Regions from separate parts of the Mus musculus genome. Here all the other regions are linked to region 1. Evidence: chromatin loops called from intact Hi-C (ENCODE). Cell type or tissue: left cerebral cortex. All regions are shown on one strand.

Region 1 (5,000 bases):
TCCAGGGCCCTGTTCTCTGTGAATACCATGATTCTGACCTAGTAAGATAACAGGAAAAGAGTTGACTAACCGATTATCTAGCTTCTGTAAACTGCTTGCACCATAGAAGAAAAGATTACACACCGAAACTGCGTTTTGCCTCCCCCGCCCAGGAACCCACGCAAAAGTGAACCACCGGGGCCATAGAAAACTGATTGGGCCAAACCCTCGGGGCACAGGTTTGATGATTTAAAATGATTGGCCTAGAAATTATGGAGTGGTACAAATCGATTGGCCGGCACTATGTGGGCTCTTTGTTGTAACCCCATAAAAGCTGTCACAATTCTGCACTTGTGGCCCACGGTCCTCTAACCCTGAGTGGTGTATGACTGTGGGTACCAGAGTGCTCTTGGGATAAAAATCCTCTTGCAGTTTGCATCAAGATTGTTTCTTGTGAGTGATTTGGGGTGTTGCCTCTCCTGATTCAGAACGTGGGAGAGTCCTCACGTTGTGGGTCTTTCACATCCTTCTTCCAAGTTGTTTTTATCTCTTCTGAAAACCTAAAAATATATCATTTATCTTTGACGTAAAATCTCAAATCTTTCTCTAACTATTCAGTTCAGCCTCCCGCGATGCTCATCCAGCCATGCGATTCGTGTGCAGTTTTTACTTTTGAAATCCCTGCATCACAAGCTGTTGTTCATTATCCAGCTACAGGAGCCAAATCAATGAGCTCCCGTTTCAGTGAGAGACCATGTCTCAAAAAATAAGATGTGGTATAACCGAAGAGGACACCTGACATTGACCTCTGGCCTCCACACACAGTAGCACACATACAAAGATGAGGAAGAAAAAACTGGATTACAGTGGCAGGGGTCTGCTAGCATTTCCTCTAGGCTCTGCCCAACAGTTACCTAGCAATAACCAGGTACCAGCCTAGCTTCAAATGCTCTCTCTCTCTCTTTCTCTCTCTCTCTCTCCCCCTCCCCCTCCCTCCCTCCCTCCCTTCCTCCTTCCTTCCTTCCTCCCTCCCTCCCTCCCTCCTTCCTTCCTTCCTTCCTTCCTTCCTTCCTTCCTTCCTTCCCTCCCTCCCACCCTCTCACATGTTCCCAGCTGGCCTCTCTCCTCTTCTCCTCTTCCCCTCTTCCTCTCTCCTCTCTCTGTTCCCCTTTCTCTGCCTCTACCCCCTCCCCCAGGTCCCAAATAAACTCCCTTTTATACTTGGCCTGTCACATGGGTTGGTTGTTCTGGGGGACACCTTGGCAGGGCCCGTTGAAATGCTCCCTTCCACCACCCCTGCCACCACCTCTGCCACCACCACCCCTGCTCCTTTTATAAAACACAACAGGGTCACCATGTAGTATTCAACTGAACAACAATTATTAGAACGAAGTATAAAATTATTTCTAGTGGTAGTAATTTGTCTTTTAAAATAAGCTTAGGGGAGGAAATCAACACAGCTAATGCCAACAAAAATTTTTTGTGATCTTCTTCGTTATCATTCAAATATAAGAGCCAGTGAAATGGCTCAATGGGTAAAAGCACTTACCACCAAGCCTTATGACCTGCGTTCAACCCCCAAGTCAGGTCACACGTGGTGAAAATAGAGACTATTTCCCCTCACCACACACACACACACACACACACACACACACACACACACAGAGAGAGAGAGAGAGAGAGAGAGAGAGAGAGAGAGAGAGAGCATAACTTTTAAAAGATAATAAAAGTCTAACTCTTGACAAACAGAAGTAGGTGAGGCTGCAGCTGTGCCACTTCCGTATACAGAAAAAAGAAAGTGACATCATGTAGGTTACAAAAGGGGTGGGGGGGATCGAACAGATTATTCTTTTCTAGTCTGGGGTCCGAAATGTCTGTTTTAATATATTAACTCATTTTATCTCCCTAGACCGTATTATGTGGGTAGCATTACCGAAGGTGTTAATGAGTACTTACTAAAGCCAAGTTTTAAGTTGTAATTGTGTTCTGTCTTTTAAGGTCGCGATATTCCACCAAAAGTTTCTGTTTGCAGCTTACAGCAGTTAGGTCATCAGTAAAACTTAGGCTGGTTAGACTCAGTCATGTTGGTTTAAAGTAGCTGCCAAGGGCTACTTTGGGAATTATCTGTTGGGTCTGTGATAGTAAACAATTTTACAGTATTAAATTACGTTGCTATGGATTTAGAAGTGAATTACACTGGATTCTCCCTGTTTAGCCTTCTGTATTTTATTTTAGCTGAGATGTCACCAAAGTTAGGATCTATGTTTAAATTTTTGAATACCCCACACAGAATAAACCAAGGGAAATGCCCTGGAGTTGCAAGTCAAAAACAAACAAACAAGCAAACAAAAAACAAAAAACTTAGGCTGGCAGTTTGTTATACCCTCATCCTCATAATTACATTATTCGTTAAACTCCCTAACCCAAAACTAAAGAAATCAATAGAGGGCATCGGACATTTGTGTTTTTAAGAGAGCAGCTGCCGGGCCAGTGGCCTTGCGGCCTGTTATCTGTGCATGAAACGAAATCTCGAGGCTTTATGCCTATGTCATCCTCATTGTTGAAAATAAACAGCACTCAGCTTTCACAGATTTGCGAAGATAATTAAATTTGTCTGCAGTGCCGCCCCGTAGTAGTCCTCAGGCACAGAGCAGCACCGAGCATGCGCTCTGTTCTGGGAACTCTGGGCCGGCTTTTGCCTGTAAATCTCCTACTTCCGGCTTGTCCCGCGGAGATACCTTGGGCTCCGCCCACTTACCACGGACCAATCAAGTTTAAGATTGCTGAAGCTGTGGACCAATAGTTAGGGCTGTCTTTCATCAGGGCCCTCAGTTTGAAACTGTCAAGTGGCTGCTAGGGGAGCCGCTGTGCTTGCTTTGGTTGCGGCGGCGACGCCGTCTGTCGCAGCGAGTCAGGAGCCGAGGTTTCGCCGAGACGGTGGATCCCGGTGGCGGCGCCCAGGCCGGTTCCTCCCTGGCAGGATTGGGAGCATCGTCCCTGGAGGTGCCAGAAAGAGAAGACACAAGTGATGCGAACTAAGTAGGTCCTGTTCTTTAGGACGTGGGGACATAGCCAAACAGAACGTTGTTTTTTATTAAGAAAGAATTAGATTTAAATGGGGCCGGATTGGAGGATGGTGAAAGAAAACTTGGAAGGGCCTGGTGCTCGCCCTCTCTTTGCGTGCAGTTAAGACGGGAGAAGTCACCTTGCGGCCAGCTACACGTTGGTTCGTTCTCCGCCTCTTAGAGATTGCGTTTGAATTCCCCGAGTCCGCTTTTCAGTTAAGTTGTACCAGTAGCAAAGAGAAGCATTCAAAGTATCTTGTGGTTTCAGCTTAGGTTAAAGAGTGCCGAGAATGTAGTGGAATGGTGCGTGTCACCCTCTAAAGCACCATTCTTCTGAACCCAGAAACTGAAGAAATGCTACTGTTTTCGTCTCACGTTATTTCTCCTGCCTGTTTGCAAAGAGCAGGGATAAATGGCAGATAACGTATTTTCCAAAAGTCCGATCGCTTTCTGACCGCAATATGTTTTTAAGAAACAATTTTGGCGTCTGATCATACCAGCTCATTTGTTACTAAAATAATCCACAATTCCCAACTCTGGTTGCCTACCAGGTCTGCAAACAAGTCATAAGGGAAAATGTAATTAAAATTAAAACGGATCAAATTACCACAGTGGTTGATTTGAGACTAGTGAAGTGTTCATTCTTCGATGCAGATCCATGCCTATTTTATCTTCCCTGCATGGCTTAATGAAAGACAGTCACAGCTCAGACTTAGTTTACTTATCCTCTGGAACCATACCAATGCTGAATAAAAGAGAAATTCCCTTTGCACAATTCTGGCTGCACCCTGGCTTTCTATTCTGTGGTTTTCCCTGCATCTCTCCCTTCTTCTTCAGTGTCTTTATCTCAATTGTTTTCTTAGCAAACTATAATTGAGGCCTGCTCCAGGGGCAGCTGAAACTGTCACGGGTGTCAAGGCAGCCTCCTGATCTGCATGCTGGGGGCCTTCCTTGCCCCCTTCTGGCCAGTGACCCTCATACTGCTCTCCACACAATTCCGGTGTTCTGGCTGCCTCCCATCTTTCTCCTGACACTTCACTGTTCCTTAAAAGCTAGCAGTTTTAGGTTCCTCTTCTCAGAGCAGTCCTCTGTTAGGATTATGAACTCCTTTGAAATCATGTTTGAATCTAAAAATCCTTCTAGAAAATACATATGTTTATATTCTAAAAGTGTGTGCAGTTGTGTTTGGTCTGCAGGATAGCAGTTCTTTTACCACAATGGGGAATCCCATCCATCCCCATTTCTTTCGTATTACCCCAAGAGGTCAATGCCTCCTCAGTCTAAATCTCCAGCCTATGCTTGTAATACAGGCAAAGGCACATCCTAGCCATTGTGAATTCCAGTGCTCGGAGCTGGGTGCTGAGTAGCCAACGTAGTCACATAACCGCTATCCTTCTGTAACCACAGAATTCAGCAGATTGATTCCCAGATCCTGCAGATGCCTACATCTACAGATGTTCAAGAGAACTATATAAAATGGCATAGTGTAGCCTATGACATATACCACCCTTCACACTTTAAATTATGTCCACTTTACATAGAACCCTAATATAGTATAAATGCTAGGTAAGTTGTTATTGCACAGAATTGTCTAGGGGATGGCGATAAGAAAAGTCTGTGCATGTCAAGACCAATGTGATTTTAAGAAATACTTTTGGCCCACAGATGAGTAAATCCATAGGAGCCCAGGGATACTGACTCCTGCGTGCCCACAAACCCGATGCTCCAGAGGCAACCTCATGCCGGCACAGCTGGTACTGAACTTGCTGACCTTCCAGTTCCATTGTGCTACCGTCCTTGCTTCGGTGAGTAGTAGCATGTTTCATCTAGTTACTCTGGACACAAATCTGAGCACATCAGTAGTCCCCACTTGGATGTTTAAGTGGTCATTGGTCATGAGCCCACATTGTCATCACCGTCGCACAGCTGCCTCAGAGCCACACCTCAGAGCCCTTG
Region 2 (5,000 bases), 360 kb before region 1:
AGGCTGCCTGTGGGCCGGCCAGCAGTAGCTCTGGGAACAACAGTGAGTAGGGTTAGACTTTGCACAATGTTTGCATCTCCTTTTCTCCTCCTCTAGTTCCCACAGAGTAACATCTCAAGTGTCTTTCTTTTTGTTGGTCTGAGTTGAGAGGTGGAAGCGCCTGGACTCAATGCTGCTCTTACAACCGGAGGTCCTGAGGGCGCCTGAGGTCCTGAGGTCAGCTGTAATCTAAAGACGAAAAGCTCACCACTTGGGCTAACACATCCTTCACAACTTCAGCACTCAGCAAAGGGAAGCTCTCTACAGACCAAGACCATTCATGTCTCGATTTTGTGTTCTTGTTAAATATAATTTTGACATTTACATAACCTTTTAGGCTTATCAAAGGAAAGAGTGAGACATCTCAAGTTCTGTACTCAATGCAGTGAAACAAAGGATAGCGTCTCAGAATACCCACCTGCATGTCTGACGAGACCCTCACAAAATTATGCTTTATCGAGAAAATAAGGAAGGGGTTTTTAAAAACCGAGTTTGTTTCCGTTGATCATATTTTTGGAAAGAACCAAGAGTGGACCATATGTTGTGTTGGTTTTGTTTGTTGGTTTTCAATGCTGGAGTTTGGATCCAGGGCCTTCCTCGTACAAGCCAGACAAACACTCTGCCACTGAGCTACATCCCTTGTAATTTTAATTTATACAGTATTTCTACTTTTCAAATGTCAGCCTATTCACACGCATGCGTGCATACACGTGCGCATGCGCACACATACGGGAGAGGGAAAGGGGCGGGGGAGGGGGAGGGGGGGTGTTGGTTTCCTTTCCTCTTCCTTGCACATTGACTTGGATCCCTGGTTTCCCCTGACTCCTGCACCTCAGTGTTTATAAATGTAACAATGTGAAACTTGCATTTTCTGAGACTGTCATGGCCTCTACTGCTCACAGAAGCAGGAACAGCGAATGCTGAGGAGAAACTGAGCCTCTGGGGAGTCCGGCTAGGTAGTGTTGCTTATGTGTTGTAGATCACTATCTGTGAGCCAGGACTCTTGCTCCTGCCCCCAAACCAGGCACCCTGTGTATCTGAAAGGTGTGACGGCTCAAGAGTGATGGGAAGTCACCTCTCTATAACACAACATCTGTCATCTGCAGGTGGCAGATGGTGTAGTCTCTCTGGATAATACCCTGTGGAGGGTCTGCGTCCCCCCCTGAATGTTGTGGGAATCAACCTCAGATCAGCTCCATAGCTACAGCGAGTAAATGAGTGAGAGCTTCACACACCAAAATATTAACATTGAATATAATCTGTGGTTCTTAATAGCAAATACAGGCGAGACTTCATCCTCAGCTCACGACATGGAGCTCCACATCCTAGGAAATTATCTAGGTGATAGGAATGTCTTTGTACAGATGACATAAGTTTTGATTGGTTCCTGGGTAGAGCTGGTCACCGGAAAGGCATACCGCAATTACGCACACCGTTCTCTGGCTAAAGACTGGGTTAGTAACAGATCATGCCCATGAACTATGAAGCTTCAGGCTGCGGAACTCGTGGAGTGCAGGGGGGCGGGGGGAGGATGGTGGTGCTGGAGAAGGCATGGAAGCTCTTCCCCTCCCCACATGTCTTCATCCGCACCTTACCTGTACCATCTGTGACATCCTTGATAATAAACTGGAATTTAAGGTATCCCCGAGATCTGTGAGCCATTCTAGAAACTGATTGGACCTGAGGAGGGGTGTGGGGGAAAGGTCAGGCTTCTAGCTGGTCAGTCACAGGAGGCAGGGACTTACATCTGGCATCTGAAGCCTTGGGTCAGTTGTGTAGGACTGAGTCAGACCTGTGGGACCTGACTCTGAATGTAGGCACACAGTGTCAGAGACGGGCTAGACCGAAGGAGTCCCAACTAAGGGAAAGGCGGTGATGGGGTGACCCGAAAGCACTGTGCAGGGATAGCACAGGAGTCTCACTGTCATCCATGTGCCCAAAGAACCACGTGACAGCCTTACTGTACACAAACCTTTCCACCTCCGGAGTGTTATGAAAGCCAGAGCTCAGAACAGAGAGGAAACAAATAGAGAGGGAAGTCACCTTACCGTAGTGGGGAATGATGGCCCAGGCCATGGCGGAGGCGTAGATGCCGCCAATCATCCAGAACATGCAGAGCCAACTGAGGTGCTCACCCCGCTTCTCCCGGGCCAGGACTTCAGCGAAGTAGGAGAACACAGTGGGAATGGCGCCTCCAATCCTGTCAAGAAGTGCAGAGGACACATGAGACTGCGCCTGGGACAGTGAAGGCGGGTGAGACAAATCTAGAGTAAACTCACAAAGCATATTCTCTCCCGTTCCTGGCATTGCAAGCAAGCGACCTGGTTTTTCTGTGTGTCTATGGTGAATTCAGACATTTGGCATTTGCCATACCCAAACTTGAGATTGCAATTAGGCCATGTGGGCAGCAGGTGGCAGTGGAACCCCACTCATGTGGTTTACAGCTTCGCTTGCAACTCAGACGTTGTTTATGCTCAGCGTTTGATAGTCTGCATGATATTTACCAAAAATTACAACAATCTGGTGGCTTCTAATACCTTAACTGACTCATTAAAACAGAGAAGCCCTGTGGTGTGTCTCACCCATGTGACTGATGGGAACTCTGGGCACAGCTGTAAACAGCTCTAGAGCGCTGTCCACCATCTTCAGTCCCTGTTGCTACCCCACAGCAGAGGGTCTTCCAGCTTGGTGGTGTGATGTGCTGGCAAACACAGAAATGACAGGCTCACCTCCTCGATTGGTTCTAGCTTTTATCCAGGAGGTAGGATGGCTCAATGAGTACAAGGTTAAGAGTCACTACTAAAACCAAATGAGCACAATATATTTCAGGTGGTCAGGGTAGTTGTTTCTACATATGATCTTTTGTTTCATTCCTCTGACTTAAAAAGATATTTTTAGTGTGTGTGTGTGTGTGTGTGTGTGTGTGTGTGTGTGTGTGTGTGTTTGTACATGTATATGGGTACCCATGCATGGAGACCAGAAGAGGGTGTCAGAGCTCCTCAGCTGGCAGGTGGTTTTGAATCACTCACTCAATATAGGTGCTTCGAGCTGAACTTGGATTCTCTAGAAGAGCGGTAAGCATTTCTAACCACTGAGCCGTATCTCCAGCCCCCTGGAAGGAGCCGCCGGCTGACTTGAAAATCTGTTGTGATTAGCGGGTAGACCACTCATGCAAGGGGCTCTCAAATGACAGGCTACACACTTAAAAGTTTTGTCTGCGCTAGTAGGCGAATCCTAGATTTCATCATAATTTCAAAAGTCTTGACCCTAAGTTTTGGGTCAATTGCTTCAGAAAACCATACTTATTTTCACTTCAAATTACTGTCTTCAACATATTGTTGAAGAAAGGTGTAAAAACGATATAACCAGGGTGTAGAGCCAGCACCTAGAGATCAGCCTCAAAGTATGTGCTCCTTCATTTATGGTACCACAAGGTAAATTGCTATTGGCATTTCAAATGATGTGATGTCAAAGAGTAAAACGTGCTGTCCATGCAACAACTAGTTTTTGTTGAGTCTTATATACAATAAAGGACTATTAGTCATACCTTCAGCTAATGCAATTTAAGGAAAGGTCATTTCATAGCAAATTGACCTGAACGAATGAACCACAGAATGCGTAATGCTCTGTGTAAACTAGGAGGTCAAAATTAGGCGCCATGTTAAGCATCTGAGCCCACTCACGATGATGCTGTGGTCATCCTCGAGTGGACACGACAGACAGTGCAGGGCAGCGTATTCAGTCTATGAGCCGTGAAATCAATTTCATAATCTATATAGCATCTTAGAAAATTTGTTGGAGATGAAAATATTTGATTGAAACTCAAGGAATAAGGAAAGGCATAAGTCCATTTTATAAAACCTTTGTTTCTATAAATATTTTTCGTATACATTATGTATTTGGTGTACATAACATATTATGTGTGTTATAAACATATATTCACAATGAGCCATAGAATGTCTTTCCTTCCTTCCTTCCTGCCTCCCTCCCTCCCTCCCTCCCTCCCTCCCTCCCTCCCTCCCTCCCTCCCTCCCTCCCTCCCTCCCTCCCTGAGTTTTTGATCTTAGCCATTCTGACTGGTGTGAAGTGGAATCTCAGGGTTGTTTTGATTTGTATTTCCCTGAAGACTAAGGATGTTGAACATTTCTATAGGTGCTTCTCAGCTACTTGGTATTCCTCAGTTGGGAACTCTTTGTTTACCTCTGTACCCCATTTTTTTCAAGTCAGGGTTTCTCTGTATAGCCCTGGCTGTCCTGAAACTCACTTTGTAGACCAGGCTGGCCTCAAACTCAGAAATCCGCCTGCCTCTGCCTCTCGAGTGCTGGGATTAAAGGTGTGCACCACCACGCCCAGCTCTGTACCCCATTTTTAATAGGGTTATTTGGTTCTCTGGAGTCTAACTTCTTGAGTTCTTTGTATATATTGGATATTAGCCCTGTATTGGATGTAGGATTGGTAAAGATCTTTTCCCAATCTGTTGGTTGCCTTTTTGTCCTATTGACAGTGCCCTTTGCCTTAAAGAAGATTTGCAATTTTATGAGGTCCCATTTGTCAATTCTTGATCTTAGAGCATAGGCTATTGGTGTTCAGTTCAGGAAAATTTCCCCTGAGTCTGTGTGCTAGAGGCTCTTCACCACTTTCTCTTCTACTATTTTCAGTGTATCTGGTTTGAGGTGGAGGTCTTTGATCTACTTGGACTTGAGCTTTGTACAAGGATATAAGAATGGATTGATTTGCATTCTTCTACATGCCAACAGCCAGTTGAGCCAGCACCACTTGTTGAAAATGCTGTCTTTTTTCCACTGGATGGTTTTAGCTTCTTTGTCAAAGATTAAGTGACCATAGGTGTGTGGGTTCATTTCAAGGTCTTCAATTCTATTCCATTGGTCTACCTGCCTGTCACTGTACCAATACCATTTTTTTTTTTAAATCACAATTGCTCTGTAGTACAGCTTGAGGTC
Region 3 (5,000 bases), 390 kb before region 1:
CTCCTTTATCCTCAGGCCAGGCCACCTGAATGATGGCAGTATTGGAAAAGAACCAGAGGCCTGGGTAGAGATGGGTGGAGCAGAATTGAGGCTCTTAGAGTTTTAAAAATCCACCCACTGTGTGCCAGATATTGTTATGTCATCTTGTTTTGTATACCAACAATCCTGATAGGGTGGGCAGATAAAATCCAGGATATTGTTTAAATTTAAAAAAATTCAAATTGAAAGCTCTCTCTCCTTTTTTCCTCTCTCCCTCTCACCCTCTCTTCTTCCCTCCCCCTTCTCTTTCTGTATATGTGTTTGCACCTGAGTGCAGGTACCCACAGAGGCATCAGATGGAGACACAGGTCATTGTGAGCTACCTGACAGGGAGTTCACAACTCCCTTGGAACCAAGCTGGGTTCCACAGCAAGTGCAGTATATGCTCTTAACTCCTGGGGCAACTCGCCAGCCCCTAATTTTCTTTTAAGTGGAAAAAGGCAGCGTAAATATTTGTTATGCAATATTTTAGATATGCTTATACAAGAAACCGTTACTTATCTGAAATTAACATTTAACCAAGCATCTTGCATTTGCTAAGTCTGTTAACTGTAGCCCAGGAGATGTCTGGCAATGTTTGGAGACATTTTTGATAGCCATAACCTTGGGGAAGAAGGGTGTCTTTTGACATCCAATGAGTAAGGCCAGGTATGCTGTGGAAAATTCAATGTATGATATCTCTATCATGCGCCCTGAGCAAGAACGACCAGACTAAGATATCAATAGTCGGAGAAAACAACTCTAGGCCTATCCACTGTGCAAATGGGTCTTAAAGATGCTGTGTTTTCAAATGGAGGCAAGGGGAAAGATGTGTAGGAGACCCTGCATCCCCTTCCTATACAAACGTGTTTCTTTGTACGTTAGACTTCGTTAATGTTGTATTGGCTATAAATTTATCTGTCCTGGGTGAGGAGCTCACTCGCTGCTTTGCTTTATTCTCACTGTGGATCTGTAGAGTGGATCTGTTTCCCATTTAAGCCATCTCTGTGTGTGAAATTCAATGTCACTACAAGTCTAACATTTCCACTGCCCATCCTCAGAATTGTTTCCTATACCTGAAAGTGTGTCTGCTTTACTATCCTCAGCCCCTGGTAACCTTTTTTTTCCACTTCCTGTCTGCATGGATTTGCTTACTCATGACACTTCATATAAGTGGGACCATGCAAGCCTTCTTGCCCAAGTTACTTCACTTAGCACAGTCTCTAGGGTCCTCTGCGCTGTAGTAGATCTCAGAGCACCCTTTCTGTATACTGCAAATAATGTTCCACATGTGAACATGCGCAATCTGCTCATCTGCCGGGACGCAAACACAGACACACACGCAGATGCACGCACACAGGACTTTGGGGTTGTGTCTCTCTTCTGGCTACAACGAATGACGCTGCTATGAACATAGTAAAGGAACCTCTCTTTGGGCCTCTGCTCTCAGTTCCTTGTGGTCCATCCAGAAATAGAATAGCTGGGCCATTCTATGCTTATTTTAATCGAGGGAACTCTCATACTGACCTCTCTTCTCTGCAAGGGCTAGCTGAAGCTGTCCTGCTAGCCAGAGCTGATGGGCCTGACCCCCAAGGCTCCTTCCTCACAGTCAAGACTCCCTTTCTTCCAGCTAGTGCTCCATGAGGTGCCTACGATTATTCAAGAGGACCCCTCTTCCCCCACTTCATCTTCAGTCAATGCACAATTCATCACACATTGTACACGTACACACATACACACACACACACACACACGCACGCACGTGCGCGCGCGCGTGCACACACACACACACACACACCACATGAGCCACATGAGCCACATAGAATATTTCATTTCAGCAGCAGCTGTGAGTGTGAAGATGAGTGAGCAAAATTATGTATTAGTTGGCAAGATTACCCAATAAGAAAGGGATGTCTTTCCTTAATCTGGTAGTTTGTGAAGTCTGGGGTACTTCAGAACCTGTGCAGGTTTCTGAGTGTTTCGCATGCCTGGTTTGACAGCCAGCCTAAGTAAAACACAAATGGGAGGCACACTTTGATATGGACACAGATGGAAAAAGACTGGAGAAGAAAAGGTAAGGTGTTGGGCGCCGTTCAGTGGCCGGAGGTGGGCAGAAGTTCAAGTGCAGTTTTAGAGGGCAGTAAATCCTCATGAGGAAGCATTTGTTGTCTCTGGGAAGGTCTGAAAGAGAAGCGCCTTGACCTTGTGTGGGAGGGGAGGGGATGCAGATCTGAAAAGCTCTAAGAGCAAGCAAACTTTGTCCTGGGCAAGCTACCACAGTGGCTGAGCTCTGTAATCTCAGAGTTTAAGAAGGCGAGGCAGGAGGATCCCCTTTTGGGGCCAGCTTGAGTGCCACACTGATTTCCAGAGCACTTTGGGTTGAGTAGCCGAGCCTGGGTCACACATGAGGGTGAGGAGAAAAAAGGAAAAAGAAAAAACAACTGACCAAACAAAAAGGATTCCCGCTGTGAAAAACAAAACAAAACAAAAAACAAAAAAAACAAACAAAACCAAAAACAAACAAACAAAGAAACAAAAAACCAAACCTGTGTTCCTTTCCCTAAGAACTCAAGTCTACACAGGAGCAAATCCAAATGTGTTTTAAATACCCCAGGAGGCCCCGAATGGGTAGAATGTTCAGTAGTTACAACAGAGAGCTTCTGATAAAGTTGAGTCTGAGACAAGACCTGCAAGGAAGGCTAAGTGGTGCGCATCCCTGCAGGGAGTTTTAAGGAACAGTAATTGTGATGAGCTTTAACCAACACTGGAGGGCACCCTGAGCTCACAAGACTAGCGCCCCCCCTCACCCCCCCCCCCAGTCTTTAGGTTCACTAAAAGCCTCCTCTTGATAGCTTTTACTTGTAAGCCTGAGGGGGTCCTTCAAAGTAGGTCAGGCTCTGCGGATCTAAATGTGAAAACTCAGGGCTAGGAATGCTGCCGTGATTGATTTCCCTGTCTCCTCTGGTTTGCCATCATTTCCCCAGTCTCTGTGCTAAGTCAGCTGCTGCCATCTTACACACCTTCCAGCTCTGAGGCCTGGGATCCACCTTCCTTCTGGAACTCTAAAGGCCAAGTGTACACTGTCAGGAGAAATGCCTGCAGATACTTTTTTGCATGATCTATCTATCCATCCATACATACATCCATCCATACATACATACATACATACGCACATATCTCCAGTAATATGCAACAGTACACCTTGTTGGTAGTGTTCTTCTTATATCACCCAGGGGCAGAGCAGATGAGAGTCCTTTGTTCATCCTAGCTTGATGCCTGGCTTGGTAGCCAAAGCTGTCTTATGCCTGGGACTCATAAAAATCAAGTCATCAGATCAGATCAGAAAAATCCAGGCAGCACAGTGCAGGAGAAGGAAGACAGACAGAGAATTGTGGACTGTCATGCCACCCACAGAGCTGCCCTCCAGAGCATGGCACAGGAAGGCCATAGACACCTGCTTGCTGTCACACCTAGCAGCGCGGATGGAGGATGTCACCCAGTGGCGCGCCAGCTGCGTGGTCAGCCTGCAGCTGGCGCCATCATGCCGTGCGAGTTTGTGGTAGTCAGATGGGAGAGAATGTGGAAGAGGAGCATCTTGGGTATTATGAAGAGAGATGGAACTGGAGACTCCGGAGTGAGCAGATGTTAGGACTGCCCAGCCCTGGCACCTGGGCCATGGTGAGGTCCCAGCTAACCTGCCACTGGGTCCATGGTGGCAGGGGTCAGTTTAGATGTCCCTGATTCATATCACCACTAAAGAACACAGGGATGTCTTTGGTCAGGGCTGAGGCTGTGCATAACTGACCCCACCCATTACTGGCTATAGCGCTTGGCCCCATCCCTCACCAGGCAGCAGTACTTGGGAGAGCAAGGCCTGCACCTCACCCAGGCAGCACAGTGGAGCTGGTCCTGGTGATGTGGCTAAGCCTGCCCTGAGGTCATGCGTGTGGGAGCACTGATCCTGCCACTTGTCTGCCCTGGGGCGGCATGGGTACAGAGATGAGACCCCTACCCCCAGCCTCCAGTGGTTGGGAAAGCTGCCCACAGGTTCAGGAGCTCAGGGGAGATAGCCCTGCCCCTCATTAGCTGCAGCACTTGGACAGCACAGCAGAGCTGACCCTGGTGGCAGGATGCCCAGGTGAGCCAGCCCCAAAGACAAGAGCTCAGAAGAGCTGTTTGGCCCTGAGACTCATCTGCTGTGAGGCAGTATGGGTATTAACTTCCTTGCCCCTCACCAGCTGCAGCAGTTAGGAGAGCTGGCCCCAGGGTTATAAGAGCAGGAGAGCTGGCCCTGCCCCTTGCTGGTTGCAGCACTCGGGACAGCAGGCCTTGCACCTTGTCTGGGAGGCACAGTAGAACTGGCTCTGGTGGAGGGAGCATAGGTGAGCCAGCCCAGAGGGCAAGAGTATGGGAGAGCTGGCTCTGCTGCCACCACTCATCTGGCATGAGGTGTCATGGGTACAGGGGTGATGCCCCCCTGCCACCTGCAGTAGCTGCGAGTGCTAACCCTGGGGTCATGAGGGTGGGAGATCTAGCCCTGTCCCATCATTGGCTGAGGCACTTTGGAGAGAGCCCTGCACCTCCCCTGGGCAATACAGTAGAGCTGGCCCTGATGGTGAAGGATTGTGTGAGCTGGGCCTGAGGGTGTGGGAGTGAGAGAGCTGTCCCAGCCCCTCACAGGCTGCAGCACTTGAGAGAGTGAGCCTTGGACCTTGATGGGGCAGCACAGTGGAGCTGGCTCTGGAGGCACAGGTGAAGCTGAGTTGGCCCAAGGGCATGAGAGAGGGAGAGCTGCCCCTGCCTTCTGCTGATGGAGGCACTGGGTGGCCTAGCCAGAGCAGGACTGGAGCGCTCAACCTGGTGGCAGGTAAGGGAGAGCTGACTGATCAGCTCAGCTACCACCCAGGCCAGACCCAGGGCTCTGAATCAACCCATTCCAAAATCTATGCCATCTGCAAACGGTTGGGATGTGTGAAAGGGCC
Region 4 (5,000 bases), 260 kb before region 1:
CTAAAAAATTCAAGCCTTGAACATTGATTAATTGGAATTAGGCTACACATACCCTAAAAGGCACAATATAGAATTCAATGGAGCACTTTCTCTACAAAAACAGAGCTTCATTTAGTAGCCAACGAGTTAATAAAATATTTCTATAGTCTATTTTTTTAATTCAAATTTAAAATATATGTCACCTATCTTTCTATTTCTTGGCATGGAAGATTTTAGAACCAGGAAAGAGCAAACTACCCAACTCAGCCGATCTGTTTGTTTGCTTTATGTTGGTCAATTTGCCCAACAGTGTAAGCTGCCATGATAGGCAATGATTACAAACTGGCCCTCGATGTGCGGGGACTGTGATAAAGCCAAATGGCAGCTTCACATAGCATGAAGACATTTTCAGCAAGGGTTAAACAGTAATTTCAGCCTCTTGGTGCTCTCAGCTGTCTCAAGGAAGACCCTCCTAATTCAATCTGCTGCAAAATTTTATACTGGATTCTCAAGAAAAAGAAAATTTAAAAAGCAAAGAAAAAAATGTAGCCATGGGTGAAAACTGTATACAATTGAGGAGGGAGAGAGGGAAGAGAGCTGCCCCTTATGCTTGCAATCAAACCTAATCTAAAGGATGAATTTAAACAAGTATGTGCTCTGTGAACCTGTGTCAGATAGAAAGCCCAACAAACAGAACCAGGAAAACACACCGGTGGATTGAAGTTTCTCCCCTAAAGCAACTGAACAGACTCTAGAGAGCCGTTTCAATTTCACCATCCCAAGAAATCTACTGTTAGGTGTCTTAAGATGAACAAGACTGAGCTGCCCACGATGACACACTGACAAATCGGATGCTTTTATTCATAAAATAGTCTTCAACAAACTCATTTCAGAATGAGCGCTCACATTCCTAGTCATAAGACAATGGGTTTTCTGGCGATCATGTGACATGCGGCACAGTATGGCATCTTTTCAGTAATCACCCTGAGGCTGGGAACTGCATCTTGCTCTCTGAAGCATCATTCACATTTAAGAAACATAATAGAACAATCACCATTTTTACCTAAAATTTCTTAGGTTAATCTTTTGGTGAGGCCAGAGAAGTGAATTTCCCTGTCGTAGAGCCGTGAAGACAAATGTATTTCTCCACTACATCACCCAAAAGCAGCCAGATGTCCTCCAGACCCTTCCGACTGAGCCTGCCTTCTCCAGACAGCAGCTAATGACATTTGCGTTTAGAGTATCAGGGAAGGACTGTTGTCGGCGTGTGTCGACACTGAGCACCAAATTGCATTAAAGAAACGATGTAGGAAGTCTCCATACATTTTTTTTTTAAAGAAAACTATTTTCTTTTTCTTTTTCCTGGAAGGTGTTTATTTCATCCTTTCTTGTGCTTCCAAGGCTGTCTGATCACAACGCTGAGGAAATGAAGCCCTCCAAGGGCTGGTTTTCACTGTTCTTTGCTGTGGAGGATGAAAGCCAGCAGCTAAAATTCTAGCGGCCAATGACCATCTTTGGAGAAATAGGGAGCCAGATCTTTGCTTGGGTTTCTTGGTCACTACTACTCTCCCACTCCACTTTCTTCCCTGCTAGTCCATCTCCCTTATTCCTTTTGTCTCACATACTACAAATTTTGGGCTCATTCAGTCAAGGCATTTGCTATAGGCTTCCCAGAATGTATTTTAAATTAAAAAAAAAAAGATGGGATTTTTAATATTCTGTCAGGGAGTCCAAGATCAGCCAACAGTACTTTCAACACGAATTTTTATGGTTTAAAAAACCAAAGCGCCACTTTTTTTTCTAAGCCTTTCTCAAATCCCACTTAGATGCCAGGCCTCTGCCAAAAGCCTTAGGAAAGGATTGGCTTTAGAGAACCTGAGGAACTCAACCAAGAAAGCATTTGCTTGAAAAATTGGCCTGAGCACTAGGAAGCTTGCTAACATAAAATGAATGGACTCTGAAAGAACTGTCTTACTCCTGCTAAGGACAAAAAGTAAACTGAAAAGCGCCCCCCTCCCCGCCCGTTTTCTTAGTCAATCAGCTATGCAGGAAGGAAGGGAGTCTGACGGGAGAAAGGAACATCTGGGCATCCCTCAGAGACTTAAAAGATGTCTGGGCACCCGGGGGAATCCTGGTTGCTGAGACGACGCCTTCCCAGTGCTACCACTGCGGCACACTGCGGAGCTCTTTGCCTGCCTGCAGCCTCTGTATTGCCCGGCATCCCCTGCCACCCCTGCCGCAGTCTATCCTCCCACCCGAGTCCCTCCAGTCGCTGCCGTCTGCACAGGGCGCGCCACAGGGCATCCATCACTCCGGAGCCTTTGACGCACACACGCGCGCGCTCCCAGACAGGCTGGGTCTCCTAGCCCTCCCTCCACCGCGCCCTCCCCTTGCGGGGCTGTATTTGCATCACGCCCACACGTAGAGGGTGACGCGAGCGCCCCCCCCCCCCCGCTCCCATGGTCCAGGCGGTACTTCCAGAGCTGGTGACTCAGCTCCTCCCTCTCCGCCCCCGCGCGTGGCGGACTGAGGTTCCCGCACGCCCACAGAGATGCTCCTTGTATCTGAGGTGGGGTGCTGGCTTCCCCAGCCAAGTTCATCCCGGCATTCTAAAATCTTTCTTTCCTTCCTGGCCAGAGGCGTTCCAGTTCGCGGGAGAAAGTATTCTCGATTCTAGAGCCCAGTTGGAGAGGAAAAGTCCACCAAGAGAAGATGGTGACCTGTCGCCCATTTCCTCTTGTCCTTAAATTAGATACCTCGGTAGTAATTGTTGCTGCCATCATCATCATCATCATCATCATCATCATCATCATCATCATCATCATCATTGGGGACAGTCCCTCTCCTAAGAAATCCTCACTCTTAGATGCGCTTCGCTGCGCCCCTAGGCGCATAGTGGACGCTCGATAGGGTTTTGCTCAATAGAGGTGCAGTGTTGGAGAAGTGTTGATTCTTACAAAGGGCCACAGCAGGCTTTCCTGCTTTCAGCTTGTGTGTGTGTGTGTGTGTGTGTGTGTGTGTGTGTGTGTGTGTGTGTGTAAGAGTTTGAAAATTGACGGGTTTTCTGCTAGCCTCCCGCAGAGCCGACTGCGGCTCCCCGTGCTTTCCAACCACTTCTGCACATCTGCAGAGGGTTCCCCGCAGAAAAAGTTGAGCCAGAGGCTGCGGGGATGGCTCGCTGATAGTGGGCGCTCCCGGCTGCCTGTTTTGAATAGTCTCTCCAGCCCTCCCTGAAACTCCCCCACCCCTGCGCCCCCAAAGAAGTCGGGAGATGCCTGCAGCTGCCCACCCACCTGCCCTTGAATCCCGAACATAGCGCACCTTTAACCTGCCTCTGCCTAGTAAACCCGGGGCCACTCGACTGCCTCAGTGAGATTTCCTGCTTGCCATCCCAACACAGGTACCCAGCGGGCAGCCTGCCTCACCTGCAGCCGCTTTTCCCGGGCCAGAGCTGGCAAAGTTGCGCTAGTTGCGCTTCTGGAAGGCTGCAAAAAGTTCTCTGGTTACAACGCTGGGTCTCCCGGCACAGAAGAAAAACCTAGCACGGAACGAGCCCTTGCCACGGTTGCGGGGGACTCCTTACTCACCGTTTCAGGCGCCGGGGACCCCCTGCCCTGAGCCACCGCTCTGCACTGCAGCCGTCGCCTTGCGAGCACCCCTCCGCTTGCAGCCCGGGGCCGCCTCGGTCTGCCACTCTCTCCTGCAGCGCGCGCAGTGGTGACTCCTTTGAGCTAGTCGGCAGCGAGAGGAGGGGCGGGAAAGTGGCTCCCGGCGGCCACGCTGCGGTCCTCCTCCTTCGCCTCCTCCCTTCGGTGCTGCAGTGGCGGGCGGCGGCGTGGCTAGAGTACAAGCGATGCGCAGGGAGGGGGTTACGGCGCGCGGGGGAGGAGGGCGCTGTGCAAGGCTGGGCGAGCTCCCGGTATGATGCGGAGGTGTTGCTGCGGTTCGGGTCGGGGGTGGGGAGGGGTGCGGTGGGGGTTGGCTCCAAGTGGCAGGTACTTTTGGAGAAGTCAGAGCTCAGTTTGTAGCAGGAGGAGGAGGCGGGGTGGGGGGCGTCGATAAGGCACCCGTGCTGAATTAGTCACCGAGTGTGACTGTGCGCTGCTCGTTTGGCAGCCCCTTGGGTCGGGTCCATCAAAGCACAAGGAAATTGTTGATTGCTGGAGGCCAGTGCCTCGGGAAGGAGGGCTTTTGTTCTGTTTCTGAGCCTGGAACTGGTTAATTTTGACTAGGCTTTCCGTAAGTCAGGAGTAGCTGATCACCCCCGCCTACCCCCCAATCTCCATGCTAGCACACGAGACAAAACTTGGGGTGTAGCGGAAGGAACTCCACGTGCGGGATGTGTGTATGTGTCCCTAAACCAGGGAGGGCCAGGGAGCAGCCGGAACTCCGGGTGGGGGGATTTCTAGCATTTTTAATAGGAGAGAGAGAGAGAGAGAGAGAGAGAGAGAGAGAGAGAGAGAGAGAGAGAGAGGTGAGAATATTGCTCTTGTTCTCAGGAATGCCTTAGAGGGTGAGAAACGGCAACCTTAGCCTCACCTTAGCGCTGGGGCTGGACTATACCAACTGGAACTCATCCTGGAGAGACCACACCCAAGTATCTACTCCGTCTTGGCAGGGCAGAGCGTCATCCTGTTACCCATCCGCTCATCGGAAGGGACAAAGTGGGAAGCCAGACATCCTCATAAAGTAGACCCTACCAGCTCCGAGCTCTCGTGAAACTCGTGTACTTTGGAAGCTCCCCGACCCCCGGCAGGTGCCCGCCGCGCAATCATTACCCTTGTAATGGTAACCCCGAGGAGCGAGACAAAGCGAGGCGCTGGTGGGAGCTGCAGTGGGTAGATCTCTCACACAATCTCTCCCTGGATGAGTTCATGCGAGAGTAAATAGCCTGAAAGATTGAATAGGTGGCTAAATGCTTGGCTGTGCCGATACATAAGTAAACAATGCATGTAAATGTTTGTGTTGCTGGAGAAGAGCAGCCGGGCTCTTCAGAGATCCAGGCGGTCTGGAGGCTCTCG

What was found. Peaks named below come from ENCODE experiments on the same cell type or tissue, not always from the same donor. Only the 100,000 strongest peaks of a DNase experiment are listed, where the experiment ranks them.
Region 2: it touches region 1 in a loop (2.7-fold over the local background); 24 of 42 quality-filtered maps call a loop at or near these places.
Region 3: it touches region 1 in a loop (2.2-fold over the local background); 4 of 42 quality-filtered maps call a loop at or near these places.
Region 4: a loop joins it to region 1, with 5 times the contacts of the local background. A loop is called at or near these places in 5 of 42 quality-filtered maps.

The regions. Positions count from the first base shown.
Region 1 is chr13:96,385,514-96,390,513 of GRCm38, forward strand. It overlaps Poc5 (POC5 centriolar protein), which reads left to right and starts at 2,781. Exons shown (of 13, transcript NM_026173.3): 1 at 2,781-3,018; 2 at 4,710-4,849. In left cerebral cortex, no CTCF peak of the experiment used is centred here; a DNase peak (open chromatin) is centred at 2,708; H3K4me3 peaks cover 1,444 bases; H3K27ac peaks cover 1,041 bases.
Region 2 is chr13:96,028,396-96,033,395 of GRCm38, forward strand. It overlaps Sv2c (synaptic vesicle glycoprotein 2c), which reads right to left. Exons shown (of 13, transcript NM_029210.1): 4 at 2,088-2,239. Among named protein-coding and RNA genes, the nearest start is that of Sv2c, 100 kb to the right of the region's middle. In left cerebral cortex, a CTCF peak has its summit at 2,446 (motif pointing right); a DNase peak (open chromatin) is centred at 2,449.
Region 3 is chr13:95,999,847-96,004,846 of GRCm38, forward strand. All of the region lies in intron 4 of Sv2c (synaptic vesicle glycoprotein 2c), which reads right to left. LOC115488229 (a small nucleolar RNA gene) reads left to right here and starts at 3,194; the gene lies at 3,194-3,336. In left cerebral cortex, a CTCF peak has its summit at 2,759 (motif pointing right); a DNase peak (open chromatin) is centred at 2,771.
Region 4 is chr13:96,128,882-96,133,881 of GRCm38, forward strand. It overlaps Sv2c (synaptic vesicle glycoprotein 2c), which reads right to left and starts at 3,696. Exons shown (of 13, transcript NM_029210.1): 1 at 3,567-3,696. It overlaps Gm29543 (predicted gene 29543), which reads left to right and starts at 3,844. Exons shown (of 2, transcript NR_167969.1): 1 at 3,844-3,898; 2 at 4,479-5,000. In left cerebral cortex, no CTCF peak of the experiment used is centred here; DNase peaks (open chromatin) are centred at 1,877, 2,353, 2,406, 2,466 and 5 more places; H3K4me3 peaks cover 2,801 bases.